Regions from separate parts of the Mus musculus genome. Here region 1 is linked to region 2. The links are chromatin loops, found by intact Hi-C in ENCODE. Cell type or tissue: heart. All regions are shown on one strand. Links, peaks and the distances in the headings refer to the core of each region. The heading gives the core; the rest is flanking DNA.

Region 1 (9,853 bases), core at 356-8,355, 48 kb after region 2:
TTGTTTTGCTCTTCCAACCCTCGTCAGCAAATACAGGAGTGTCTTGTTAGACTGAAGTCCAGAAAGATTAAGTAGAAAAAAGATATAAGAATACACAACTCATAATCTTTAGATAATTTGGTATGCTATATTGTCATAATTATCCTACTCCACACATTGTTGTTAAACTCTTACCATGCCTGATTTATAAATTAGATTTATCATAGCTATTTATTTATAGGTAAAAGCCTAGATTATGGGTTTGGATACCTGTGACTTCTGAGATCTGTTGAGTCACATTGGTGGGAGGAAACTGTTCTATACCTAAATTATACAACTTGTTTTGATAAATAAGAAGAAAAATGCCTGTTTTGGCTTTGAGACAGTGGGAGAAGCCCCCCCCCCCACCCCATCATATAGGATGGTATTAGAAGGCACAGTGTTTCTGAAGTCAGTGTAAGGCTTGCTGTGGTGCTGGAGACCATAATGGTGGTGTGAACACTGTTCAGAATGCTAGTTACATTGTATATAAGCAACAGTATATTTAAGGAGATTCTGATTTTCATGTAAATATGCAAATTGTTCTTGTATCTCTACCATTATAAATAGTTATCCAGCACAAATCAATTTGATGCTTAAGTAACATCTAGTATAGATTCTAGGAACAAGTCTCTTGGAATAATAAAATCCTTCCTTATAGAGAGACTCTATCAGGACATCTGTGTCTGGTCCACACCGTAGTCATATGCTAGACAAGCATAGGCTCTTTGTACAAATACTAGCCTTTTAGTCATTAGTACACTTTTCTCTTCTGAAGTGACAGGCTATGCTCATTAAAGACCCAGAGGTCATACTGGAGCAGACTTACTATTAGTGGCCAGATGACACTAATGGCTGGGCACCAAGAGATACTCTCAAGCACTGAATCTCCAAATAAAGTGGCATGAACTATAGAAGGGCACGGGCTTCTTAAATGGGGGGTGACACACTGAGTGACTTGTGCTCCCTGTCTGCTTTCTAACATTGCAGACAAGATGTGAGCCTAAAACTATTACCGCTAGGAAACCTCATAAAATGACATTCAGGATTAATAGCTGGGATGTGTTCTTTATTAACCAATCTTCCCTAGGAATAGATTCGCTTCTTTATTGTTGTGGTCTGAATGTGACCTCCTAACACTTCCAGGCTCAAACTTAGTCATTGGTGCAACCACATTAGCAGGCATGGACTGCAGAAGGCCAGCAGCCCAGGAAGGCAGAGCCCTGTGGATCTCCCTGGAAGAAAATGAGGAGTTCTCTCTGTCTACTGTGAGGACCTAGCAAAACTGCCCATCTATGAACCAGAAAGTAGGACCTCAAAGGATACAATCTACTGCCAGCATTACTTTAGTTCCAGACTTCTGAGAAGTAAATTTCTGCTATTGGAGCCATGCAGATTATGGTCTTAATCATAGCAGCCTAGACAGACTGACACTGAATTTAAAAGAAACCTTTGAGCACACCTTGGGATCCCGAAGATGAATGCTTCACCTGAGGCTGCATCAGGAAGCACACTGCTAGAATGTGCTCCCAGGTTTATAAGAATAATTGATCACAGGGACTAGCCCAGGGTTGCATGCCAACAAGACACAACTTACTAGGAGAGTCCGGGGTCAGTCCAGCTGACCTTTAGCACTAACCTGCCCATGAGAAAGTCACCACCTCCCAGAAGGTGGTTTCAGTTTATGGATAGTGCTATTAATATATCCTCAAGGGTCATACTTTGGTAACTTGGACTTTGGAAGTCTCTCTTTTTACAAGGTGATGTTTTTTTTTTCAAATGAAAATGAATTAGTAGTTTATCCCAGAAATTACGAAACTGTTGATATGTCAATATTAATTTTAAACTTTCTCATTGTAAGCGAGACTGTACTTAAGAACTGTGTAAAGAAGATTAAGTTTTATCATCAATGACTTGTGCTTGAAGTGTAACCAAGTCCAACTGTAAATACTCAAGGGCAAACTTTATTAACTTGTATCTATCTGATACAAGTAAGGCGTGGCACTTGTCTAATACAAGGTCACCTACAAATTAGATGCTAAACGAATGGGTTAGAACCTAGCACACCTCTCTCCATCCCTACTTGTCAGCCACTAAGGGAGATTAAAACAAGCTTTAACTAACTAATCACTTTTATTTACAGGATGAAACAATTTGTTTAAATCAGTATTTGATAGTATAATTGAAAAGCAATTATGCATGTGTAAATATAGATCCAATTAACTATACATAAAACACCTGAAAAAGAAAAAAAGCAAAACTTCACACTGGTGAGTATGTACAGACCTTTTCTCACCATTTTCTCCATAAATAAAATAACAGAGTTCAACAACTTACACAAGCATCCCAATTCTATGTGAAAACTCTGTGTGTGTGTTTGTGCATGCACTCCTCAGGAGGGCGAGCAGATACATGTGAACAGTTGAGAACACCACACAAAGGACTTGAACACCTTTAGATTTTGGCATCTGAGGAATCCTGGAATTAATTCTCAGTGGAATTGGTTGCACATCTCTGCTTACTGATCATTTGTACCTGTTGCACAAGCATTTTAATGTCTATGGTTTAGATTCCTAGTGTTCTACATAAATAAATCTGGATGCTAGTAATGGTCATTACTTTCATGTCCAAAGGTTCTCAACACCTGTTCAATAATGTCTGCTTACCCACTTCAAAGTTACTGCTTCTACTCTGTGTTAAAGAGTCAGATAACTAAAATTTTAAAATTCACATTAAAGATAAGCAAATAATAATGTATTGAATGAGGCCTAGTATCTTAGGAAAGAAGAGTACAGCTCCCTGCTGCCACAGGGAGGGAGCTGGTTCTGACTTCCGGCCTGGCACATGAGGGCTCAGGCTGGCTCAGCATTAATACATGCACTTAGAAGACTGATTTCTGTTTGCAGGGTGGGATGCTCAGCATGGCAAATAAATACAAAACACAAAATTAAGTTTATAAAGACTAACAACTCCACATTACTCAAAAATCAGTATCTTCCTAACAAGAATTTAAGAATTATTATAATCTGGTAAAATGTGTCTGAACAATCAATTTATGAAATTATAAATAATGCTGTACTGAGAACAATAACATTCTAAACAGAGCATGACGTGCTCCCTGCTGAGCTACTGTGCTTTAGATTCCGTTCTCCCTGAACATCCCTCAAATGCAGTCTTGCTTTCTTTTCTGTATCTCTTCTTGACATATTGGGCATAATCTAACATGGATGCTTTAATAAGTTAAATGGTTTGTATATAATCACCTGAATTATTTACTTTTCTGTTGTTGTGAAAAAAACCCATGAGCAAACATCAGAAAAAAAAACAGTTTATTTTGGCTTATGGTTGCAATGGTAGGAAGGCTTAGCAGCAAGCAGCAAGCATGGCGACAGGAGGCTGGGAGCTCCCAGGGCAGCTACAGGCTCAAAGCACAAACAGTGATGGACATGGAGGGAGACTGTGTATACTCCAAGCCTATTCTAGGGACATGCTTTCTCCAATAGATCTGTACATCTGAAATCTCTCCAAAGATAGCTAACAACTGGGGACCAAGTGTTTGTACATCTGAGTCTATTGGGTCCTTTGTTGCTTTATTTTTGTTTTTTGAAATAACATCTCTCTGTGTAGCATTGGCTGTCATGGAACTCACTCTGTAGACCAGTCTGGCCTCAAACTCACAAAGATCTACCTACTTCTGCCTCCTGAGTACTGGGATTGAACGTATGCACCACTATTGCCTGGCAGAACTGGGTCATTCATCATCATCATCAGTCTGTGAAAATTTTCTCAAAAACATGAGAAAAAAGTACTTTTTCAGTCTAATTTTCTTATCCATTAACCTGCATTTGAAGGGGGAAAAGGGAAGCATAATATTTGCCCAAAAATGAAGCTGAAATCATGTTTTAAATTTTCCAGAATAAGAAACAAACCTTCTCCAGATTTCCAAATCTCAAGGAGGAAATTGTTTTTAGTATTGTATCCCACTGTGTAAATGTAGTTAGCAAAGTGCTCTGTATTTCAAAACTATTAATAATAAATTTCATATATTCTAGCCACGCACCTACTTTATATTTTTAATCATGGTGCTGACACTTATATCTTCTGTGTGACTTATATTAGCCATTGGTTTTCTTAAGATATAAAATTTTAAGAATCCTAAGCAGTGTCTTTTTCTCTATCATTAAAAATGGCTAAGGATGTCATAAAGTTTCTGTATAAAGGTTTCTTCCTTTTTTCCTAATCGTAGAACTTAATAGTCTTTTGTCTTAGAACATGTCCAACTAATAAATACACATCACTCCCTCTTACTCCCACCAAGACACTAGCGATGACAGAGAACCATGTTCTTTGGAGGGCTTCCTAAATAATTAATTCCGATCAATCCATATTTTTAAAGATACCAAAAAACAGAACAAATTTCTACTCATTTTGAATCATGAATTATTTCTTTCATAGAAGCTTCGGGTCTTCATGGAGCCTCACGTATCCACACTCGAAAGAATTGTTTCCCTGGCAGCACAGGAAGAGAAGCATAGTCACAGAAATGGGGTGTGGTGTCTACAGCTTCCTTGATCACATCCCTGGACTTCTGAATGAATACCTTGAATAACCTCAGCACGCATGTTTTGCAGGCTCTGCTTACAATAATGAGCTGGCCGCATAAAAGGCACATTAATGGCATGAAGACTGCAAGGTGTTATTTCGTCTGAGGGGGAGAAACCAGGGCAGGCTGCCGCCACTGGCAATACTACAACTTTCCTGTGTCTATGGTGGAAATGCCTGCTGGCCTGTCAAGTGTACTGGGCATCTTGCCACTGTCCAGGATTCCTAACCTTCTTTCTGGACAGCCTTTCTACAACTGTGGAAGTGGAGCTCAGGTGCGGAGACAGTGTAAGCCAACCAGCATCCGCAAACTGCCCTCCTATGGAGCCCTCTTCATTCTGCCTAGCCCGAGACAGCATAGCCTCTGGGCAGGATTAACACTGTAGAAAATGAAACCCCTTTTCTGGGCTGTTGTTAGGAATAGCCAGTGTGTCTTTCTTTAAGACTAATAAGTGAATTAAGCCCTGGGGCCTTCAATAGTTCTATTTTCATAGACTCTTGCCATGGCCAAATTTATTTAGGAGAAAATTATTCTTTAAATATTATGGTAAATTTGTCAAATTGGATTATAGTCTTTCTTGGTGGCTGGACTATAAAGAACTTGGTACCTGACCTAAGCTTCTACTAATTTATTTGATCAGCTGACAAAAATTTATTTATAGAGCAGGGACTTCTGGGCCAAGCTTCAGACTTTGTTTGGTGTGATGTAACATACATATGATAGAGAGGTTAAGGTCTAGTAGAAAAAAATTAAAGTGAAAGAGGTTGCCTCGAGATGATACTTGTACATATAAACAAAAGAAGACTGCTCTACTAACCCTCCTGCTCACTGTTAGCAGAGTGCTCTACTAACCCTGCTGCTCACTGTTAGCAGAGTGCTCTACTAACCCTGCTGCTCACTGTTAGCAGAGTGCTCTACTAACCCTGCTGCTCACTGTTAGCAGAGTGCTCTACTAACCCTGCTGCTCACTGTTAGCAGAGTGCTCTACTAACCCTGCTGCTCACTGTTAGCAGAGTGCTCTACTAACCCTGCTGCTCACTGTTAGCAGAGTGCTCTACTAACCCTGCTGCTCACTGTTAGCAGAGTGCTCTACTAAACCTGCTGCTCACTGTTAGCAGAGTGCTCTACTGAATCTGCTGCTCACTGTTAGCAGAGTGCTCTACTGAATCTGCTGCTCACTGTTAGCAGAGTGCTCTACTAAACCTGCTGCTCACTGTTGGCAGAGTGCTCTACTAAACCTGCTGCTCACTGTTAGCAGAGTGCTCTACTAAACCTGCTGCTCACTGTTAGCAGAGTGCTCTACTAAACCTGCTGCTCACTGTTAGCAGAGTGCTCTACTAAACCTGCTGCTCACTGTTAGCAGAGTGCTCTACTAAACTTGCTGCTCACTGTTAGCTAGATTCCCCAGAAACAGAACTAGCCCCCAGGAGTCCCTACTAGGATCTGAAAAGGTTCAATGTGTTGACATCATGCTGTTGTGTGCCCATGCACAGTGGACATCCCCTCCTGCAGAACAACCCACTTGCAGAAAAAGTAATGAGGTTCTTGGAATGAGTAGAAAAGAATTTCTTACATTAGCTGCAGTTTAGTAAATGCTGAAGTGGGAGGTGAGACAAGTATGCAGGATACGTGGAAACCTTAGAGCAACTTAAGCAAGACAAGGGAGGCTGAGGAAGTAAGTAATCACTGATGAGGGAGAACAGTGGGACCAAAACACTCCACGCCCTGGGCTGGATATCTGGGGATAAGGGCAGCAGCAATTCCAGGACAGCTGATATCTCCAATGTTCCAGAACGTACCATGTGAGATTCAAGGTTAGGCTAGGCTGCATGTTTGTCTGAGTCAAGCTTGAGGTTAGACCTGTCTGAAAGCAACATTAGCTTTCTGTCCACCTGTCAATATCCCACAGGACTGGCATATCAGCACCTGCAGCTCCCAGTTCTCCACTTTTCCTAGTCTCCAAAGGGCTCTTGGCTATGGAGAATGCCCAGTGGAATCGGAGAAGTACAAGAGGATCGGTCACCCGTTCATCACATCTGTATCACTTGGGGTATATAAAGGTGACTCAATAGTCACCATGTCTGTGACCCTCACTGTGTGTGTGGGATCATCTTCTCATCTTCATGACTATCTTCCCTGTTAGGGAACATCTTAAGTCTATCCCTCCTGCCCCCCCCCCCATGTGTTGCAGAGGGTCATCTAGTCTCCACATCTCCTTCTCTCAGAGTTGGAGAATACCTTCTAGTCCTCTTGTCTTCTATCTTTCCTCCTGAGATGACTTATAACTTAATCATTCCTTATAGGCATCGTCACTCCAGACTCAGACAATGTTTTGGAATACCTTTGAAAGTCTTATTTGGATGGGGAGAAGGTAAAGTTGGTGAATATAAAATATATCACATGAAGCTAACTGTAAGTTTATATTTACAAGAGGGCTGATCCCCAAAAGGCCAAAAGCCACTGTTTCTTGTCTGTTGCAGAAGTCACTTTAGTAAAGCACTGAAAAGTTAGTATGGAAAGATCCCACTCCCAGATGGACGCTGAAATGCATCCCTTAATGTGATTTCACCAACCTGTGACAGCACAGACATTCCTCAGATAACAGGGCATACTGCATGTAAGCAAGCATCCTGTAGCCTAGGGCCTTCTGAAGCACAGCAGAATGAGGCATTCAGGGGTACTGGGAACTGTCTCACAAGCTGTAATCAAGGGCATACAAATGAATAAACTAAAAACACCGGGATCTCTTTATACTATTCATTATGGTAACATCTTCCAAGATCAATCAATTTTGAGGTTTTATAGTTATATATTATAAGGTTGAATGATACAAGCTTTAATTATTTTAGATTTTTAAAAATAAAAATTGTATGCATATTAAAAAGACATCATGAACTTTGTATCTTGATGACTTATCCTAGCAAAGGAGACTGGATTCACAGCCCCCACAAGACGAGAACTGCCATTAGAATTTGATCTGCCTATGGCCATCTGCCTGTGGACTGTGTTAGTAAAGCCCTTCCTTTGACATACACAGAGCAAAATAAACTTCAGACCATAAAACGTTTCACTGAAAAGTACCACAGCAACACAAGTCTTTGAACATCCAGGCTTTAGGTTTCTGACCCTTTAGCATGACAAATACAAGAAGGTCCAGTGCTCGGTAAATAGAAAGCAGCAGTGACTATACTTCCCTGCCTGAATCTGTGAGGTCAGCATTCATGGCTCCAAAGTGAGGAGCATGGATTACAGAAAGAGGTAAAACTGCTAGGACTAAACCTATCTAGGGGTTTTTCAGGTTACTCTTCCCCAGATAGCAGAGTTTAATAAGTATTCACATTGCATTATGTGTCAAAAGTCATGTAAAGATGATTTAAAACCAATGGGAAAGTCTGTATTAGGATATATGCAAACACTTATGTATTTTACCTAAGTGACTCCCTGAGGGTTTGGTAGCTAAGAGGATCCCTGAAATAATCACCTACATTATCAACAGGCAGTGGATTGCCTTTAAAAAGATACCAGTGTATTTGGAAATGCTTACAAACACAAAGGGTTAAGGGTGAATTAGTGCTTTAGCAATCTAAAACAAAATGGCAAGGGCAGCAGCTATCTTTCATGACAGTTTTTGCTTTGCAAAGTTCTAAGCATAAAAATAACCATATAAATGAAAGCTGTGCAATTTGTACTTAATGGCAAAATTATGACTGTTCTGTGACTCTTAAATATGTCCTATCATTATAATGAACACATAATGAAGATAACTTAAAACACTATAATTGACAAGCACACTGAGAATTTTCGTGTCTGTGTGTGTGTGTTTGTGTTTCTTATTAAAACAGGTTGGAATACAGCCTACCTTCTTTATCTTATCACAGTGCACACAATGTAGTAAACACCTCTTCTATACTTGGTATTCTGTCCTTTCGGTCAGAGTCAGCTCCCACTTAGCCCTTTATAGTTACGGTAACTTCCAAGTCTGTCTCTGAGGACTTCTTTGGTGGCATGCTCAGTGACGGCACTGGTCTTTGTCTATTTGTTCTGGTACAGCTGATCCTTTGCATCTTGTGCTGGCTAGTTTATGTCAATTTGACACATGCTAGAGTTATCTGAAAGGTAGGAAGGTTAGTTGAGGAACTGCCCCCATAAGATCTCACTGTAAGGCATGTTCTTAATTAGTGATCAATGGGGATGGCCCAGCCCATTGCGGCTGGTGTCTTCTCTGGGCTAGTGGTCCTGTATTCTATAAAAAAGCAGTCTGAGAAAGCCATGAGGAGCAAGTCAGTAAGCAGCACCCCTCTATGGTCTCTGCATCAGCTCCTGTCTCTGTATCATGTTGCTGTTGCATTTGAATTCCTTTCCTTACTCTCTTCGATGAAAACAGTGAAGTGAAAGTGTAATCTAAATAAACCCTTTCCTCTCCGACTTGCTTGGTTAATGGTCTTTCTTTGCAGCAAAAGAAAATCTTACTGAGACATGTCACAACATTCCTTACTCATAAGCTACTAATTTGGCCTTCACTAAGCTACTCTTGTTCGGCAATAGTCTCTAGGAACACGATCTAGGACACTGGCAAGCACCTATAAATGTGGTTCAAGTTTCACCCCGAGAAGCACCACTTTTTCCTTATTATTCTGTATCGCTTTCCCACATTGACCTACTCTTGGCAGTCTTCTCTTGTTAACTGTCTGTTTCTGTCCAAATTCTCATGAGTCAACACTGAGCGACAAGGAGGCCACACATCCACAGCACTCCTGTCTGTGTGCACTGTCCTGCAGATGACCACAGTCACAGCACTGGTGGGACTCCAAGGTCAGGAAAGGACTGCCATCACCACGCACTGCTGAGAACACACGGGGATTTGTGGAAGGAAGAGCTGACTCCGAGGTTTATATTTTGTATACATACAGTTATTATTAGCTAAATTTGAACTATGGTGTTGCGAAACTGGTTTTTATTGAAACTAGAGCACAATTAACTGGAAGTCACACAGACTAGAATCATGCAAGCAAAAAATAATGATTAGGAGCAATCTAAATCCACTAGACACATTGTTCGAACCCAACAAGCTGGAACAGAGAATTGTTAACTTATTTATGCTGATAACAAAACCACCAGCTCCCCAAGCTTTGCAAACATTTGAAATTAAAAAGAATATCCAAATACAAGAAAAATAATAATAAGAATCTGAAAATGAATCCATACTTTCACATTCGATAAAATCAGGTAGAA
Region 2 (11,087 bases), core at 1,744-9,743:
AGATTTTTTCCCTCTCTCACAAGGTATATAATTATCAGGAAGCTATACTTTAATAAGGGCACAATGTAGGCTTACACAGGCTGGATTTGTAGCCATGACAATAACCACAAGCTAGTAAGATTGCCCAGGGACTAAAAAAAAAAAAAAGTTGGATTGTTGTCTTGAAAGAGTATCCTTGAAACTAAGGGGAGAGTGAATAGTCTTCAGAAAACAACACACTCCTGAGTCACAGCAGCCCATGGTTTAAAATTATGGCTGCTTGTTCTTTGACTTTCATCCATTATCATGGGGCCTTCTTGCAGGGGGTACAGCCCCGTGGTAGAGCTTTTGTTTAGCATGTGCAAGGTTATGTGTTCAGTTTTTAGTTCTATTCCAAGTACCAGCAAATTAAAATCAACCAACTGAATAAGTAAATAAATAAACTCCAATCCAAAGCCATATTCATAAAGCACACCTTGCTCTTGCCTGTGTGGGCTGTATTTGCGGTTCACTTCCTCTAATGCTCTGATTGTGATAGAGATGTAGGACACAGGACAGTCCTGCCTTCTTCACTCAGTCCTTAGTTATTCCTAAAGCATAAGGCAGATGGCTACTCTCTGTTGTTATCTTGACTGCATATGAAATTAACTAAAATATAAATGATTGGGTTCACCACCACAAGGAATTTTATTTTATTTTATTTTTTTATTTTTATTTATTTTTTTTGTAAATCATTTGTAGTGAGAAGACCTACTTTTAATCTTGATCTTTGAATTGGGATCTTTAATCTGGGACACATCTTCTCCTGGCAGCCTATGCAAAGGTAATGGAAGAAGGAAGTTTGCTCTCTGTTCTTGATAGCAAGTCCCTTCTTTTATTGGCCTTAGAGCCTGTTTTGGGATCCTGATGTATAATGAAGGACAGATGAGACATCTTGACTCTCAGACTGAACAACTACTGGATTTTTGGGCTTCTTCTTGGTAGACAACCATTGGTGGACTAGCTGAAACATAGCCCTATAGCCTATATGCCATTGTAATTAATCCCAATTGTGTGTGTGTGTGTATTAGTATTTTTGTATATATTCATTCTATAAGTTCTGTTCTTCTGAAGAACCCTGATGAACTGATGAATACTGGAGAGAATTTTCCTGTGAGGAATTGAGGTTACTTGCCATGAAAGCTATATTAGAGAGTGACTTTCTAGCCTGTGCATCCTGATGCACTGCCATCCGTCATCTTGTGAACATCGTCATGAAACAACCTGTCAGGAACCACATGGCTAAGCCAGTCCAGGGTTTTGGTGCACAGACAAGATAACCAGAACTTACTGTTTTAAGTGGCTGAGTTCTGGGGCAATTTATTATACCATGTATTATAAAATTAGTAGGAAAAGATCTTGATGGTAACTTGTCTTTTGTAGAATCCTGGAGGCCTAGATGTGTCTGAAGTCTGAGAGGTAGATGTCGAACATTCTCTCTGTGTTAAGAAGGTAGGATTTATCTTCTCAACAGTCCACTCCATTTAACCATCTAACCATCAAGAAGGTGTCTGCTAGACAGAGGCATGTCAGAGGGCTGAGTGGGGCTGGCTGAGGGGAGGCTCCCATTTAGAAATTTTAGAAACAATACTTCAGATGATACGGTCAAAGCTAAGCTAGACAGCAGCACTGTAATGGATATGGAAGATCTGCTTTAAGATTTGGTGGTTTTTCAGAAAAAAATTGAGTTTGTTTCTAGGACCCTTGAATGAAGTCACCTTATATTCACGAGTGTATGCCTACATGAAACTCTCAGGAGCTGGAAGAAGGTATACTTTGTTGAGTACTTCACATTTAGAAAATGAGCCCCTATTAAGCAACTGAGATAATCTTTTATAGAAACATTTCTAGAAACAAGCTCTCATCTCTCACAGGAACAGAAAGCCTCACATTGTCCAGTATATAAATGAGGCTAGGAGAGTGGACTGACTCTTAAGGATACTAGCTATATAGTGGAGGTTGCAAGCACAATCTACAACCAAGCTAGCCCAAGCCATGGTATACACTTGGCCAGGAAATGTTCATCTCCCCAAAGATGGCTTTCTTAGGAAAATAACATTTTTTAGTATTTTAATTGCTCCCAAAATTGCTAAGTATGCCAAGGCATCTATGTCTTAAAAAGTCACATTTCTATATATGCGGCAAGTAAACAAACCTTTTGTTGGTTGCTTAGAAAATTTCTTATTCTATTAATTTGAATATGTATCACTACCATCCACAGGAGAGTTCTAAAAAAAATGTTTCTTCTGGAAAGCAAGGTTCTAGTTGCAGGGGACACCAAGCGAAGCAGAATGAATTGAAAACCAGTAGGAAGAGTCAAAGATTCAAATTTGCCTTTCAGAAGATAAAATATATATCAGTAAAATAGGTTGACAATCATCAATGTTTTTGAAAATCCCATTTTTATAATGCTTTCTTTTATTTGCATATTAAGTATAACCTTAGAAGAAACTTTTTTCAAATTTCTTGATTCAATACTCATTGACTCCTCAATGTTCAAGTAATAAGGCAGGACACAGTCCCTAAGGAACAGTACTTCTCTTACAAAGTAGCTGTGAAAGTCTAAGTCCTTTTGTGGTAGAGGCTGTTGACCATGGTGGTCCAGGGTTTGCCACCTTGAAAGATGAGTAAGTGGGTAAAGACATGACCTCACAGAGTGGTACTGACATTGAGCCTGAACAAATGAAAACAGGACTAACCATTTCAAAGTTATGCTCCCCACAGTAAGAATTCCAACATTTCAACTAAAGAGTATTCTGAAAATTTCAAGAAAGTCCCGATGTTTAAGGAAAAGCAAAAATAAAATAAAAATAAATTAACTAAGTGAAAAGGTGGCATATTTTAGGGACCTTGCAGTAACTATTTTAGCAAACATGTACTGAAGTAACTACAACTAAGAATAGTGCTGCTCATAATTGTTGAGCTGAGGTGAGATCAATGTAATGGAACAATGTTTCTTGATGCCTATAAAAATGTGCTTCTGACCCACAGTCCACAGTGAAATTCTTATGAAGAAAATAAAGGACAAAGAAATCAGCACAGGTAAAGCCTACACCAGAGCTATTTATTAGCATAACTTTCTTCTTAGATTCCAGAACAACTAAAGTATGTACAAAGTCTTACAGCATTCACTCTGTTTAAAGGCTCCTAGTAGCTGATGAGGAACAGGATGGCTCTGCTGCAAACCTGTGGGCTATGAAGCAGTGCAGCAGCAGACCACCACTGGGGTCCTCTGCTTCCACTGCCAACATTCTAGCAGCTGGCTCATAGCGCCTGGAATCACCTGAGGAGGGAGGGCAGGTTATTGTGGGACCGGGCAACAAGAGACAACAGGGTGGAAAGCTACAGTGTTTCTACAGTTTTCTAGAGCTGTAACAAATACCCTCAGCCTGAGAGAGGAGTATAAACAAAGAAACAGCATCACACTGCTGCAATGTGAAGCTGGGGGCACGGGGACGAGGTGGAATGGAGACTATACTGACATGAATGGTATCCTCACTTCCCTTCACGTCTTCAGAGAGTGCAAACCTGCAGAAATCCAACCCATCTGCCCCAAACAGAACAACTACCATGGGAGCAAGGGAGGAAAACAACAGGAGTTAATAGTTCTTGGCCAAAAGCACAAAACAAAATAACGTTTTAAAAATAGCATTCCATATCAGCTTTAACCAGCTGTAGAGTGGTACTTCCTGTTGGGTTACTACTAGAGATTTCTGAATTATCCCACTTTGAACAGCATCACCAGTCTCTCCACCCTCCTCCCAATCAATATTTAACCTTCTACATTTGCTTATCCCAGATTTTATCTGATTGTCTTTCCTGGGGTCATTACTACAGAAATACCAACTTGTACAGTGAATTGGAGTGAGGGCTACACTGTTGCCCCACAGGGCTCCACCAAGTGGTAAGAGAATACCAAGCCCGAAGCAAAGGAGCAAGGCCCCCCACTTGATTTCACATAAAGAAACTCTAGCCTGGCCCTATCTGTCAGTCATTCTGTGTCTGGTGACAAGTCCCATATATTTTCCCAGTGTTATGGTCTCCCATGTAGGCAAAGTGGCTTTTTGTTTCAAAAAGATTCTGCTCTCAACTTAGAAGCCAGTTGATAAAATTTTTAATTAAGACACAATAGCGCAGGGTATAAAAACACAAAACCACATAAATATCGAAGAAATCGAAACCTTTTTTTTTTTTTTTCCTGTAAACAGTTTTGCTTAAGAGCAAAGCCCTAATCAGACTCTGGCCGGAAACTTTTGGCAGATGTTCAGCAAGGTTCTGCAGAGGTGTGACCAAGGAAGCCAGGCCAGTCGCCATGTTGACAGGCATGCAACTTGAGAACATTGCACAACAAGCAACACAAAGGGTGGAGAAGCTCACAACACTTCAAGGAGACCTCACAACCTTCACAACTGTGTATGCACAGACAGACCCACCCCCCCTCCTTTTCACCACTGTGCCTCTTACACGTGGGACACCTTCTGTGACTCTCTAGCTTGTTTGATGCTATATAGCCACTTGATGATTCTAGCATTTCTTTCAATGGCAGAAATGCCATATGGCACCCGGTCATTGGCACTGTCATCATTTCTAAGGTCACTGTTACTGTCCTGAGACTGTTCACAGTCTGAGCTGATCATGCTTGCGCTGCGGAAGTTGAGAGATATGATGTCAGAATTAGCCCTTGCAAAGTTCTCCATGCCAAGGTTTTCCAGCTCTTCCGGGTCAAGTCCGCAGTAGTTGAAGAACCTCTCCACATCTGCATCTACTCGGAAATACCTGTCACTCAAGTCTGACTTGGACCGCTGAAGGGAAGGTCTCCGGCTGACCCCACAGGCTGGTTCCACCTGGTCAGCCTCGGGGGACTTCATGGCAGCCACCTTGGGCTTGGGAGGCAGGGGAGGGGCTGAACTGCTGCAGGGGATGGCTTTAAGGGGCTTCACACTGGTCACTTTGCGGATGTCTGAGGAGCTGTGTGAGACGTGCAGGAAGGTCTCCGCGGACTGCTCCAGCAGCCTCCTGCTCACGTGGGAGCTGCTCTCCTGCGGGCTGCCATGGCCAGGTGTAGGGTACACCTTCAGCGACTCTGCGAAGGAATGCCGGTGCAGGTCAGTGGTGTCCCTGTGAGGCGGCCAGTTTCGGGAGCTATGCTTGTGGCCGGAGCCAGAACTGGACCCCTCTGAGCTGTTGATGATGTTCTTGAGGATCTCAAGCTTGAGGGTCTCACGTTGCACACCGCTCTCGGTCTTGGCATGGTTGCCGAACACCTTGAGAGTGGGGCTGCCCAGTGCACGCTTGGTTCCTGGGCACACAGGGGGCTTGGCCAACACGGCCGGCTTCACTGGCTCCTGCTTGGCATTGATCACCTCCTGGCTCTTGACGTATTTGGCCTTGTCAGCCTCCAGCCGCTCTACCGCACTGAGTCTCTTGGGGTTGGGCTCAGCCTGCCTGCGGAAGTAGTCGGGTCCTTTGTTCAGGATGCGCAGGGGCACCGCCGACGTGAAGGTGCCCGCGGGGCTGACAGGCTTCACCATGCTACCTGTCTGTAGAGTCTCCGTGGGCATGGTGGGCGGTCTTTCCCCGGCAGCCGTGGTGGATGCTCTTCTGGGTGCCTCTGGCCGGCCTGAACAGACACATGTACACGAAGCACAAAGGGCAGATGAAGGATCCTGGAAGCAGTGTCAGCCGCGGCTGCGCCTCATCTCACAGCTCATTAACCGCCACTGTGGCTTCGGTGCACTTTTCTCCCCTTCCAGGCCGTTCCTACACAAAAAGGCCACAAGCCACAAGTTCCTTTTAATAGGCTTGGCTGCCTCCTTTCTTCTCCCTGAAGGCTGTGGGAGTCTCCTTCAGGTCTTTGTGCTCAACTGCAGGCAGAGCTGAAACACAAAACAACCAACCGCGGGTTAGGAGGGGCGGGTGACATCACAGCTCTAGCAACAGAGGAACCCCGCAGTGCTCCCACCTCGGTGGCACCCCAGCCTGCCAAGAGACCCCCTAAGGTCAGTGAGGCTTGCAACTGGCAATTCCCTGTTAACTTGGCACCGAGGGCAACTGGGACCTCTCATGGAGCCTGCGCCGCCTCGGCAGCAGCCAGATGTGGGCGTTTGCCAGAAAGAAAGCAGCAGAGGCTTCCCACGGAACTCTTCCAGCTGCCTCCCCATTGGTGAGAACCGCCTCCTAAACACGCCTGGCTGGCATCACATAGAGTGAGACCCAGGAAATACTCGTGAATTGAGAACTGAGGGTTCAGCCAAGCCCTGTTCCGTTCTGCAGCTCATTAAATGCTAGGGACTTCCTAAGACCTCCATCTGTTTTTGCAGCAACGTGGGTGATGTGCGCTGTTGTGTCCCTTTTGCAGTGCTGTAAAACTTGTTACCACTTCTGACCAATCTGTCAGTGAAACCTAAACCAATCATTTCTTTAATAATAATCAATTCTTTAACAATTCAAAAACTGGAAAGGTGATGAGAAATAGGGGTGGCAAGAAACAAACCAAACCACAAAAGCTTGTAAGAAATACAACCAGTTTCAGTTTTCTGACTTTTAGCAAGAAGTATTGTTTCAAAGCATTGTTCTAGAAACCAAGAATGCATGTGAAGTTTTTCTCATTAAAATTTACATTTAGTTAAAAATAACTATTATAGAAATACTCAGAGGGGAAGCATATGAGTGGATAAGTTAATTATAAAATGCTATATAATTTCTTATTCTTGACAAGTGTGAAACTTCGTCTTTCCTTTTGCTAGTAGGAGAGCCTACTTACCAACCATTAGCATTCCAAAGCAGCCAGACAATGACCTCACCAGTGTTCTCTTATAACAAGGAATATTAAGAGAGTGATACATCTAGCTAGCATGCTGAGTTACAAAGGTGAACAACATCTAAGGTGATATTACTGTAAGTTTTTCCTGTCATGTGAGATACTGAACACAGGGAGGAAATAACCGGCATCTCTCCTGATAATTTTCTCAAATGCTTCGCCTCTAAATACAATCTATCCTGCTTTATTGGAGCCAATTTTCGTAATCTGCAAAGGGATTTGTTTTAATAAAAATGTGTCCTATGCAATATTTGAGAAACCCCAAGGTGATGAATACATAGTGATTTCCTTTAATTGTGCGATTCTAGTTTGATGCCTCAATTTGGTGAAAAAAAAAAAAAATCAAACAGAAAACAACACCCTGCCACCACCCACAAAAATTAAGTGAGATTCTTTCTTTGAATGTAATTTGAAGAAAACTGCTGGAAGAAGCCCTAATTCTTTGAGCCTGTATGTTGGTTAATCTGCTATTTAGGTTAGGGTCCATCTCACTGGGCAGGGAACAGGGGTGTCTTGAGGAAAGCAGCATCCTGGGCTCTACTGAGCAGACAGCATAGCAACCAGCAAGCCTGGGCGGGGAGGCAAGCCCAGCGATCACAGGTATGGTATGGAAGAGAGAGATGCACACAGTCAGCCTATCTGAGGAAGGTGTCACTGTGGCCTTAGAAATACTTTCTCTGTGACCTCCTCCTTTTTAACTTTTACCCCTTTGCCTTAGAAGCCAGAGTACCCCCTCCCCCTGCAGCTCCCTCTAGAAGCAGGGTATAGAACCCACAACCTTCCCTTAGGTAGATCGTATGTTTTAATGTGCTCTCTGTGCATCAAAAAACCAGGTGGTTCACCTTCGGCCTTTGAGCTTTTAATCCAAAGGCTCTAATCTAATGTAAACCTAAAATCAACTATTTTCCTGGATTTTTTTGTTTGTTTTTGTTTTGGGTGTGTGAGAAACAAGAAAGAGTCTTTTATATAGTACTTTACCCATGGTTAACTATACAACTGTCAAAATGCCTCTATGTCAGGGAAAATGCTGGAAGGTTAGAAAAGAGTGAAGAGTGGGCCTTAGATCTATGCCTAAAGAGAGTAGCCCTCCAAGGTACCCACAGATGGATCAGAAGGCAGCAGCTGAGCGACCTTTCATGGGCATGAATTAGATAAAAGTCCTATAATCCATTCCTGCTCAGAAACATTGTGGCTCAAGGACCCAAGGCAGGTGGTCATTTTAAATTTCAAAATGGGCTGTAGAATATTGGTGACTGACTTAACTTCCCATGCTTTCTGCTTGGACTGTTCTTAGGGGAACTTTCTCCTGAGTAAGGGGTGTGGTGGTGATCAGACAGCATCACTGGTACGACATCCTGACATCCTCGCTGGCCTATGCTCCTCTCTGCTCTCCTCTCTTCCACTTTCACTCTATTATGATCAAAGGCACAGCACATTATCACCACGGCCCAGCTAGCCTGCATGCCCAACCACCTGTGAAGGCAGGCTTTGGTCACCTCTGAAACTCTAAAACCCATCAGTACTCTGAATTCACAAGACTGGGAAATACCAATGCATCTTCTAGGAGCCTTTTCTAGAAAAATGTCTGTTCTTCTTTTCCTATTACTTTCTTCACTCCTGAGACTGGCATCCTTGGGAAGGCTCCTTAGGCTTCTTAGAAACTGCTAGAAATTGGCCATCATGGAATTGTAAAGCCAACATGGAAGAATGTTAAAAACAGTGACACTTTGTAACCACCTCCTATTTTTTCTTTCCATTTCAAGGTCTTCCCTTCCTTCTGGGCCATTCTCATTTCTGTAATAATTTTTAAATAGTAATGAGAGAATACCCAAATAATCAAAAGGCATTGTGGGAAGACTCCAAGGAAAGGGAAAAGCTACTGACATGTTTGGTAGTCAAGGATATTAACAGTCATACTTGATGCCTGCTATGTCCAGTAGCTGGACGTAATGTGGTGGTGTAGGTTGCTCTCACTTAATCCACGGCATCTGCTCCACTATTTCACATGGGGAGCTGTTGTCAGGGCACAGCTGTACAAGCCAGGAGAGATAATCTGAACTGTACGGTATAGATGATCCAGGAGGTGCCCCGGAGCTGTTATCTCAATGTCACAGACAAAGTAACCATGCAGTCCTCCAGGGAATGCTGTAGAGCACAAGACCCTGACATCTGGCACAGGCTCTCTAGTGTGGCTGGGATTAATCACAGCAGTGAGGCCAACTGCTGGGCTCGGACTGGGGAGCTGAGCTTTTTTTAGGGAAAGGAAAAATTGATCTCGCTCTCATAATGTTCCATAAATAAAAGCAACTATAAAGTCTTGCTTTGTTTTTCTTTCCCTTTGGTGGTGGGGACAGAATCCCAGGCTTGCTCATGCAGTAGCACAGCCTTTATCACTGGCCATACCCCAAGCAGGGCTTACTCTCAGACTCAGGGCGCATGGCTGAGGAGGCAGAACCTGACGGACAACCTGACAAAGGGAGAGACTTCCCCTCAGATCATGCTGGCTCCATTCTATACCTGAAGGATAAAAAGACCAGGATAAAGAACGATGGTTGAGTTATACAGCAAAATAGCTGGGTATATCAGGGCAGATGTAAGCTCCAAAGCTATTGTGGGTGTAAGTGCCATGATGTTTGATGGAGTTCTGGGCTGGATGGAGGCTTCCTGGTCACTGGCGCTGTACTAGTCTCAAGAATAATACATGAGAATGCCAAGTGGGATTCAGGAGATTTCCATGAAGGCCCACATTCTCCATTTCTTGTTAGATCCTAAGAGATGCTATTGTATTAGAGTAGCGAGGAGGGAGGAGAGGAGGCCCAAGTCTGGCTTCATGTGTAAACTACAGAACTCACATTACAACATCACAGGAATGGCTAAAGCCACCTCAGATTTTTAAAACAAGTGTTTTGCATCCTTCTAATTTCTTCTTTATCAGCCACTCATGGGGTTATTTAGGTAAAGCCCTGTCAAAATGATATGATATATTAGGGAACATTTAGAACCTTGAGGGGTTAGGGCCAGAAAATATCCTCTATGCACATAGTTCATCTGAAAATGTCCTCTAGTCAGTACTCCTGTAGCTAGGCAAGGCATGCCTAGCTCTGCTCCTGGGCAGCTGGGCTGCTGAGGGGAGAGTGCCCGACTTGAACAAGAAGCCCCAGTTCAGGGCTGCCCAGGAACACGTCTCTCTGTTGCTTAGGAGCAAATCCAGAATTCTGCATAACAGTCTGTCTCATGAAACTCTGTAAGCCAAGCCTGCTCGATTGAGTCGTTTCTTCTCCTTTACTCCATGCTTTTGGTAAATAAAAGAGGAGCACCCTCCAAACTGTAAGTAGGAAAGAAAGCCACTAGAGTCAGAGCACAGTCTGTGGGAACTGAACACACCCACAGAGGTTTCCAAGTGTGAAAGTGGGTCACTCTCCTGGGCACTGCGGCGGTGTAAGTCCGGGAGCAATGCTTCAAAGAGCATGCCTGGCTAATTCCACTCAAAGTCTGCGGAACAGCTCAGTCTTGATTTGCTTATGCATAGAAGCAAACATGTTGGTCTGGTGAGCTGGAAATGCCCTGCTCATTCAAGGGAGTACACAGCAGGCAAGTGCAGCTGCCGGGCCTCTGAACCAGGATTGCAGATCTAATTCTTTGGGTCTCTCCACCTCTGCGCACACATGATCCAGTGTGTGTGTTACTGAACTCTGCCATGTGGCCTCTGGTCTAGTGCCCCTGCTTTTACTTTACAGGTTGGCTCTGGCAAGGTTTGTCTCTTTCTTTCTTTCTTTCTTTCTTTCTTTCTTTCTTTCTTTCTTTCTTTCTTTCTTTCTTTCTTTCTTTCTTTCAACTTATGACTTTAAGCATAAAATTGCAACATGATTAGGAGCAATCCCAATATCTACATCCTAGAATTTTCTTTTCTGAAAACACAGTCATATCATTTTCATGCGCCCTTCTGAATCCTTTTCCAATGCAAGGAATGCACTCAAAGTGTGAGCACTCACTAAAGTATGCACTGTGTGCAGCCTAGTGATTTTTATCTAATGACTGGGCAGTTATGAGTAAGCTGTCAGGCAGAAAAGCCACAGACAATGCAGGGAAATTCAGGCCCATCTGCTGAAGAGTAGTTAAGTAATGTGGTGGGAATGTCGTCAGCCTAGCAACAACAGTCAACTAACTTGAAAGACACTGATGGCCAATGAGCATGACAGGGGACAAAGGGACAAGACTGCTAGTAGGAGAGACAGAAGGACATTGGATT

What was found. Peaks named below come from ENCODE experiments on the same cell type or tissue, not always from the same donor. Only the 100,000 strongest peaks of a DNase experiment are listed, where the experiment ranks them.
Region 1: a loop joins it to region 2, with 2.1 times the contacts of the local background. A loop is called at or near these places in 3 of 42 quality-filtered maps.

What each region holds. Positions count from the first base shown.
Region 1 is chr4:5,744,512-5,754,364 of GRCm38, reverse strand. The region is part of intron 2 of Fam110b (family with sequence similarity 110, member B); the gene reads right to left. Among named protein-coding and RNA genes, the nearest start is that of Gm24337, 62 kb to the right of the region's middle. In heart, for the core only: no CTCF peak of the experiment used is centred there; a DNase peak (open chromatin) is centred at 4,794.
Region 2 is chr4:5,793,076-5,804,162 of GRCm38, reverse strand. Fam110b (family with sequence similarity 110, member B) reads right to left here. Exons shown (of 3, transcript NM_173426.3): 3 at 3,062-5,894. The coding sequence starts at 5,579. The coding sequence ends at 4,479. Among named protein-coding and RNA genes, the nearest start is that of Gm24337, 110 kb to the right of the region's middle. RefSeq lists an enhancer at 3,827-7,336. In heart, for the core only: a CTCF peak has its summit at 5,857; DNase peaks (open chromatin) are centred at 5,392, 6,162 and 8,992; H3K4me3 peaks cover 1,309 bases; H3K27ac peaks cover 1,486 bases.